3 separate regions of the Homo sapiens genome follow, and regions 1 and 3 are each linked to region 2. The links are chromatin contacts, found by Hi-C or POLR2A ChIA-PET in ENCODE. All regions are on one chromosome and are shown on one strand. The core of a region is the stretch at or near the end of the contact, and the rest is flanking DNA. Distances in the headings are between cores, read along the strand shown. Region 1 has its middle 34 kb from the start of DAPK1. Region 2 holds the start of SPIN1 (spindlin 1). Region 3 overlaps DAPK1 (death associated protein kinase 1).

Evidence for each region. Hi-C counts contacts between places; a loop is a spot of excess contacts on that map. ChIA-PET counts read pairs that join two places held with the same protein, here RNA polymerase II (POLR2A). Pooled maps may share reads with other maps.
Region 1: a pooled map shows a loop between it and region 2 (4-fold over the local background). The contact joins the enhancer-like site here to the promoter of SPIN1 in region 2. A Hi-C loop is called at or near these places in 2 of 37 single-sample maps with no recorded cell type and 1 of 50 pooled maps.
Region 3: a pooled map shows a loop between it and region 2 (5-fold over the local background). The contact joins the enhancer-like site here to the promoter of SPIN1 in region 2. A Hi-C loop is called at or near these places in 2 of 168 maps with a recorded cell type or tissue (chondrocyte and endothelial cell of umbilical vein) and 5 of 50 pooled maps. POLR2A ChIA-PET finds 5 or more read pairs at or near these places in 1 of 52 experiments (activated T-cell).

What each region holds. Positions count from the first base shown.
Region 1 is chr9:87,462,954-87,465,653 of GRCh38, forward strand. No RefSeq gene overlaps it. Among named protein-coding and RNA genes, the nearest start is that of DAPK1, 34 kb to the right of the region's middle. RefSeq lists an enhancer at 1,853-2,092. Within about 2 kb of position 1,443, at least 4 of the 41 ENCODE cell types and tissues checked have a DNase peak (open chromatin) inside an H3K27ac peak, as active enhancers do.
Region 2 is chr9:88,387,071-88,389,770 of GRCh38, forward strand. It overlaps SPIN1 (spindlin 1), which reads left to right and starts at 1,374. Exons shown (of 6, transcript NM_006717.3): 1 at 1,374-1,468. LOC124902204 (a long non-coding RNA gene) reads right to left here and starts at 2,129. Exons shown (of 2, transcript XR_007061652.1): 1 at 2,042-2,129; 2 at 1-1,047. RefSeq lists an enhancer at 190-1,049 and a silencer at 1,127-2,026.
Region 3 is chr9:87,702,690-87,705,449 of GRCh38, forward strand. DAPK1 (death associated protein kinase 1) reads left to right here. Exons shown (of 26, transcript NM_004938.4): 25 at 340-528. Among named protein-coding and RNA genes, the nearest start is that of CTSL, 22 kb to the right of the region's middle. RefSeq lists an enhancer at 1-1,048. Within about 2 kb of position 1,387, at least 2 of the 41 ENCODE cell types and tissues checked have a DNase peak (open chromatin) inside an H3K27ac peak, as active enhancers do.

The sequences.
Region 1 (2,700 bases), core at 193-2,692, 920 kb before region 2:
ATCTCTACTAAAAATACAAAAAATGAGCCAGGCATGGTGGCACACACCTGTAGTCCCAGCTACTCAGGAGGCTGAGGCAGGAGTATCGCTTGAACCTGGAGGCGGAGGTTACGGTGAGCCCAGATCACACTACTGCACTTCAGCTTGGCAACAGAGCGAGACTCCGTCTCAAAAAAAAAAAAAAAATGGAACCAACCTCAATGTCCACCAATAGGGAAGAGTTATAGAAATTATAATTTAACTACATGATGGAATGTTCTCAAACCATTGAACATGAAAATGATGACTTCATCTGTATTTCTTGACATTAAACGATCTCATATTGACATGGAAAGATATCCATATAACATGTGGCAAACAAGAAAAAAAAGCAGATGGAGACTAGGAAGACTTCTGAAAATACCCTAGGATAAATGAATGTGTGTGGATCTCCACAGAAACACGTTTAGATGCTGCCACACCAAAATATGAACTGTGGTTACTGCTGAAAGATATACTTATGAGTGATTTTTATTTTATAAATGCTGTGTTATGTGAATATTTATATTCAGCAGGTTGAAATCAGGTTAGCAAGAGAAATATTTCCATTTCCATTACACACAGGATAATTTTCTTACAAAAAAATTTAAGACATAAGTTCCCAGACATGTAAAGCTATGAAGACTGAAGCAGACCTTGAAAATCTTAGTCCTAAAAGGAAGTGGTGGTGATTGGGTTGGGGAAAGTTTGTGGAAATCCCTGGTACGAATCTGTTACTGAACACGTAGTTATTGACTACGAACCTGGACTTAACCCTCTCATTTTACAAGAAAGGAAGGCCAGGCCAGGCGTGGTGGCTCACACATTCCCAGCACTTTGGGAGGCCAAGGTGGGTGGATCACGAGGTCAGGAATTCAAGACCAGCCTGGCCAAGATGGTGACACCCCGTCTCTACTAAAAATATTAAAATTAGCCTGGCATGGTGGCAGGTGCCTGTAATCCCAGCTACTCGGGAGGCTGAGGCAGGAGAATCGCTTGAACCCAGAGGACGGAGGTTGCAGCGAGCTGAGATCGCGCCACTGCAGTCCAGCCTAGGTGACAGAGTGAGACTCCATCTCAAAAAAAAGAAAAAAAGAAAGAAAGAAAGGCCAGACTCTCAAGGGTGAAGGTGCTTGCTCTAGGTCACAGGAGTGAAGGGAGGAACTGGCATTTCCTGACTCCGAGTCTCTGGTTTTCTCACCCAAACATGCCACCCCCATTGTGCAAACTGGCTTTTCCCTCCAGCAATTTCGAGTGGCTGTCTATTTTGTATAGCGAAAGGAGGTTTTTGTAGTGGATGACAAATCTTGAGCTAAAAAAGAAACATAGTATGACTCAAACAGTGAGCTGAGTTTACATAGAAATTATAGGCCTGTGCTGCTGTTTGGTAAGATTTTGGAACTAATTACTAGGTATTCCCAAAACAACACTTCTCTGGGCATCACGTGCATTTCTGAAAATTTCCTGAGGGTGATTGCTGGCCAAGAGCATTTCCTGCATGAAAATCCGAACAGTTTCTTTTTTATTGTTACACTCTGATGCAAGATTTCTAAGAATCTTTCTGTGAATCAAAGACTTCACTAGAAATAATGCTGTGTGGAGTCCCTTTACTACCTAGGGACCTATTCAGCTAAACAAGCATTTCTGTTGCAATGTAAATCAACTTTCTGGAATCAAAGAGATTCCAGTTTAAATTTGTCTATAACACACATGAGTGTGAGTAGAGTGGTTGAATGGGGAAAGCCCAGTCTTGAACTGACATGTCTTAGAACACTGAAAAATGTCACAAGTTATGTCTGTGTTTCTGCTGGTGTCTCCTGTGAACTCTCACATCTGGCCTCAGCCACATTCTCCAAGGGGGTGCACCCCACACTCTTCCTTTCCGTTTGGTGTTTTCTTTGCTTTCTGATGATACTTGGGGACCTTGTCCTTGCTGCCGGTGCCCATCAGAGGAAGGTCAAAGTCCATTCCCAAGACTCTCTTGGATGCTCCCAATGGTGTCAAGCCTCAATGATAGCTGGTGATGCATTCTCTGGAGACTGGGGAGAAAGCTTGGCTGATACTGGGCCACAATTTGTCACCTGAAGCTGAAGGGAGCTGAGTCTTGAGAAAGAAAAATCTTTTATCTGAGGAATGCAAGTCTCTCAAATTATCAGGCCCAGAAACACATTTAAATTTAACAGCAGTCATCTCACTCCCCTTTGAGCTAAATAATTACCTCTTAGAGCCTGAGGCCAAGTAGTCATAAAATGCCATACACTCTATAGTTGAAAAGTGTATAGCCAATCACTAACCAATGTTATTTCTGTAAACCAATGAGAATTCCTGACAAACAACTTTAGTAATCAGCCCCTTCTCCTGATTTTTTTTTTTCATTAAAAAATGTGAGCCTCCGCCTGTAATCCCAGCACTTTGGAAGGCGGAGGCGGGCGGATCACGAGGTCAGGAGATCGAGACCATCATGGCTAACACGGTGAAACCCCGTCTCTACTAAAAATACAAAAAAAAAAAAAATTAGCCGGTGTGGTGGCGGGTGCCTGTAGTCCCAGCTACTAGGGAGGCTGAGGCAGGAGGATGGCGTGAACCTGGGAGGCGGAGCTTGCAGTGAGCCGAGATAGTGCCACTGCACTCCAGCCTAGGCAACAGAGCGAGACTCCATCTCAAAAACAAAAACAAAAACAA
Region 2 (2,700 bases), core at 124-2,623:
AAAAAAACAAAAAAGACATTAAACACACAAATGAAAGTGAGTAATTTCTCAACACTTGGTAACTTGTAAGTACAGCGATACACTTTTATATCTCAGTTTTGAAATTAGCTCTCTAGTTGGCCTGTGAACGTCCCATGCCTGCCAAGTGTGTCATCTGAGACAAGCACTTCAATTTGTTTGAGCAGGCATCTATCAATCTTATTTGTTAGAAAAGGTGCCAGTGAAACCCCAAAGAGTATTGCTAACTAATAACTGTGCTGCAGTTTAGAGTGTTCAAGGTGCTTTCCAGTAACATGTTCTGGAATTTGATCTGACAACGCTTTGGGAGGCGGTTTATTACGATGAGGCTGCGCTGTCGCACTCGAGGAACCAGGTCAGTGACCTGCTCCAGGACACGGGACTGGCGGGGAGGGGAGAGCGCCTGGACTCAGCCTCCAAGTCTCGCACTCGACTCTGCAGGAGTAAAAACTATTCTTGATCCTACCTCTCTCCCTTCTGCAAACAAGCAACAAAATGCTGAAAAGGCATCTTAACTGAAACGGAAGTCAAATGAATTCGCGTGCGATCATGGGAATTTTTGGCTCCTAACCTTGCGAGTAGAGCTGGGTGAGTTCCATTTGTGGTGGGGGAGTGGAAACAGGTTTCTGGGCTTGCAGAAGCCACATCCCGTCCCCACACAACCTAGGACAGGCCAGGTACTTGTAGGTGAGGCTCCGGGGCTCCAGCTAACCTGAGCTACCTGGGCTGGGCTTTGTGCGGGGAGGCAGCAAGCGGGGTGAGCCGGCGACGACGCCGGCCTCTACGCAGTGCGGTGGTGAAGACGTCTCTTCCAGGGAGTCACAGGAAGCAAATCCATCCTTTTAAAGGGCTCGCGTCCCGCGGCCCTGAACCGGCGCGCTGGAGCAGTAATGCGACGTTCTCCGAGGTTCAAGGCTCACGGCCCAGCCCTGTGATCCAGTTTCCTCAGTCTTCGCGGTGTGCACCACTCAGGACGACTTGCGGCTTACGTCCAGGACAAAGGGGGCTTGTCCTTTCTTCAACGTCCTACTGCGCAAAAACGAAGCCCTTCTCAGGCTGCCTGCCTTCCAGGAAAAGCTGCGCCCCCTCAGGAACCTGTGCCCCGCGCGCCTGCCGCCGCCCATTCCCGGCGCGCACCTGGCAGTCCCGGGCTCGAGCCCCGCCCTGCCGCCAGCCAGGTGAGAGGGGCCAGGCCCCGCCCTCGCCGGCCCCGCCCCGCCCCACTGCGCCTGCGCAGTCGGCCGTCGGCGCCAGGCGCCGGGGCGGCGCGGCCGTCGCAGTTCGGCGGGCGCAGTGCGCGTGCGCCCTGACTGTTGGGGGGCGGGCGGCGTCCGCGGCGAGGGAGCGGGGGCGGGGAGGCGCCGTCTGGCTCAGGCTGGGGCCGGCGGGAGCGCGAACGAGCGACGGCGGAACCCGTGGGCCTGTGGACTGCAGCCTCGGCGGTCAGCAGGTGAGGCCCGCGCAGGGCGGGCGTGGGTCGTGAGGGAGTGCGGGCTGCGGGCGGGCCAGCGGTGCGGCGGTCTGCCCGGGGGCGCAGGTGAGCGCGGCCCGCGCGGGGCCCGGCGGAGCATTGTCCAGCGGGCGGCGCCCGCATAGCGCCCCCTGCCGGCTGGGCCGCGGCGGGGACCCGGGCTGGGCGGGCCTGGGCCTCGGGGCGGGCGCGCGCTCCTTTGTTCGCCGGCCCCTACTCCTCCGTGCCCCCATCCCCGCCGCCCCCCGCCAACATGGCCGCCACCCTCTCGTCCCCAGTTCCCCGGCCGCCGCCGGCCCCTTAGCGCGCGCTTTGTTTGGAGCCGGGCGGGGAGGCCGGCGGGCAGGGGGCGGCGGCGCTGCGCAGTCGGGCGCGGGGAGGGGGCGCTGCGCCAGAATGCAGGCGGGGAGGGGGAACGTTGCATAATCCCGGGCCGGCGACGGGGGCGGGGCGGGGGGAGGGGCGGGACCCCGGCGCGACGGGTCGGGTCACCCCGGGGACGCGGGCCTGCCCTGGGGCCACCCCTCCCAGGCCCGGGGGATGGCCGCGGACCTTGTAAGTTGCAGGCTCCGCGGTTCGCGGCGCCGGAACGCCCACCGGCCAGTCCTCGCGCCCGCGCAGCCCCTTTCCTGATGCGCCGTCTCTTCGCCGCCCTCCGTGGGGGCGCGGCGAACGGGTTGCGTGCTCTGGAGAGAGACAGGCACTTTTCCTCTCCATCGTGAGTGACCTTGGGTGTATTCGTCAAGGAATGTGTTGAAACGAATTGTGCGATGCGGGAACTGCGCAGCGCCTCGGGTTTGGCTTTCTCGAGCATTTTATTGCATTGATTGTGCGTTCTCGATTTTACAGAGGTTCGTTTTGAGTAATGGCTTCAGTAATGTCATCGTATACGCATTTCAAAGTTTGTTTATGGAATTGTTTTTACATTTATTCTCTTTTTACTTATAATTTTTGAATCAGATTTTGTGTTTTGGAGAGATTTTCCGTACGTGGTGGAAGTGTTTTCACTCATGGTAAATATGGATTGTTTGGCAATTTTATCACGTTAATCACAAAACAATACCAGGAACATTTAAATGTCTTAAAGGATTTCACTCTACATGACTTGTGCCAGAGACGACACACGTACCAAAACGCGATTACCTGTCTTAACTTTTTTTCTATTGGAATTTTCTGGAAGGAATTCCATGCAATCCGAAAGGATTAATGGA
Region 3 (2,760 bases), core at 137-2,636, 680 kb before region 2:
AATAGATGAGGCTTAAAAGCAAGTCTAAAAGACAACTGCCCCAGTACTCAACCCAAAAAACACAAACTAGCCAGACACAGTGGTGTGTACTTGTAGTCGGAGCTACTCAGGAGACTGAGACAAGAGGATTACTTGAGCCCAAGGGTTTGAGACCAGCCTGGGCAATAGCGAGACCCAGTCTAAAAAAAGAAAAAAAAACGTCAACAACAACAAAAAAACCCACTCGTTCATCAAATCACCTGCAAGGCGCCTGAATGAAAGGTGTCCTTTCCACTGTGGCTCTGCTCAGGGCACCCACAGCTGCAGGTGAGTTAACCTGTCTGGCCCTGCCCCCTCTAGGTCTGTCCTCCCATGACTCACCTGTGTGAGAAAATCATCTCCACGCTGCCTTCCTGGAGGAAGCTCAATGGACCCAACCAGCTGATGTCGCTGCAGCAGTTTGTGTACGACGTGCAGGACCAGCTGAACCCCCTGGCCAGCGAGGAGGACCTCAGGCGCATTGCTCAGCAGCTCCACAGCACAGGCGAGGTGAGCCCCTGGGAGCCCAGGCAGGGGGCCGTGAGAGGTGCCAGGGACTCAGCCTGTCCCAAATTCCAGCTCTTGGAAGTGGTGTGAGCCTGGGGAAGCAGTGTGGAAATGGTCCAGCTAACCTACAACATTTCCACACGTGTGACAAACACAGCCTCAAGTGACGCTCTGAACTGCAGTTCTCGGCTCACCTTAGGAGCTGTCATTTTGTCTTGTCGTGTTTTGCTTTTATTTCCAGAGTCTGTTAGTTTGGGAGTGCAGTGCCCACTGCCCTGGGTGACTGGGTCTCTCTTCACTCCCCCTGGGCACCAGGAACTTAATCTGCTACTCCTGGCAGCCTTCAGGATGGCTTCTTTGTATCAGCGTGGAGTCATCAGCTCCACACAGATCTCCTGGGTGGGAAAACAGTTGAGAAAAGGCAGTGAGGTGTCCTTGTGGAGGCAATGTCTGGAGATACAAAGACAGAGAACTCTGGTGCACAGATACACAGAGTAATCATAATTAAAGATGCACATTAAAAAACTCTAGCAAGCAATGCCCAGCAGAAATGATTGAGAATGGGAGGCTTTGCTCTGGTTCTGTGACATTGAGCACCAGGGCGCGGTTTGGAAACCCTGTTCTAATGGCATCATATGCCTGTCCCAGGAACGGGGGCAGTGCCTTCGTGTTTCTCCACCATGTGAAATTGGGAGCCTACATGAACTAGTGTGGGCCAAGAAGAGCGGTTCTGAATATTGCAACTAAAAGCAGCTCTGAGATTATTAAAAGCCAGATGCTTACCTCCCCAATCTCAGGTGCCAGGTCTGGCCCTATAGCCAGTTTGTATGAGTCATACAAATTTCTTGAAACTAAACCTGAATCCACAAGCCAGTGACCTTGAAAACTGGAGTCGCCGGGCAGTAATTTCATCAGCCTTTAAACTCCCAGTTAAATGGCCAGAGAATCTGCCAACTCATCCAGGAATACTTTAAAGTGATTGAATCCAAGGAAGAACACAGGTGAAGGACCACATCTTAGATGACAAGATACTGCTGGATGTAAAAAATGTGTCAATTCTAATTCTAAACTCCTTTGGCACAGGAGTCCCTTGCTTTCTAGTAGTAGACCAGCAACTTTCTAGATCATATCATATAGTCTCCTTTATTTGTCATTACATCCCTGCTTGCCCTTGAGAGTTTAGTAAGTAAATGAAGATGTAAAGAAGGAGGGTAATTAGGCAGCAGGAACTACATTGTGTGGCCCGACTTTGATTGGCCCCGGGCCTCCTCCAGACCTGCCTTCCGTATCTAATTTGCAGATCTTCAGAACTCCCCAGTGGCCCTTCTGACTCTGTTTTCTGGCCCAGGGTCCCACACTACGTTTAGCTGACTGTCTTAGCTCCCTGTTCTCCTCCACTATGGGACAGTTTCGTCTTTCCTGAGCCTGAGGCGATGAGCAGTGTTTAGGACCAAACTGCAAATGGTATTCCAGCAAATGCTGTATCAGGAACTAGATCAATATTGGCTCTGCCCTCCAGGAATTTTCAACCTAGGTTCAATTCTGAATAGACTCTTAGACAGGGGGCATCTTTCAGGTTTAAGCCAGACTGTGGGCAGGAAATTACTGTGTGGTCACCGGTGGGGTCAGAGCCTCCAAGTGAGGGAGTCCAGGGCGATGGCCACTCTCCAAGAAAGGAAGCAGAACTCTTCCATAAAGGGAAAGTTCCTTCTGTTTTTTGTCACTTTTTTTTCCTTTCTTTTTATTTTTTTAAGAAATAAACACAACCAAAAAGCTAAAGTCCCCTTGGGCCATCATCTCTGGTCTCACTCCTCTCTCCCCTTCTCGGAGGCCAACTATTATCATGGCAGCATATCCTTTCAGGCCTTTTCTATGTGTGTGTGTTAAACATTCACATAATGGTATAATAATAGAATGTTCTGACTCTTTTTTGAAAATGTTCTCAAGCCTTTAGAGAAGTTGCAAGGATAGTACCATGAACTCTCATATAGGCTACATTTATTTATTTTTTTAATTAATTAATTAATTTTTTTTTTTTTTTTTTTGAGATAGAGTCTCACTCTGTTGCCAAGGCTGGAGTGCAGTGGCACAATCTCGGCTCACTGCAGCCTCCGCCTCCTGGGTTCAAGTGATTCTGCCTCAGCCTACAGACACAAGCCATCACACCCAACTAAATTTTGTATTTTTAGAAGAGACAGGGTTTTACCATGTTGGCCAGGCTGGTCTCAAACTCCT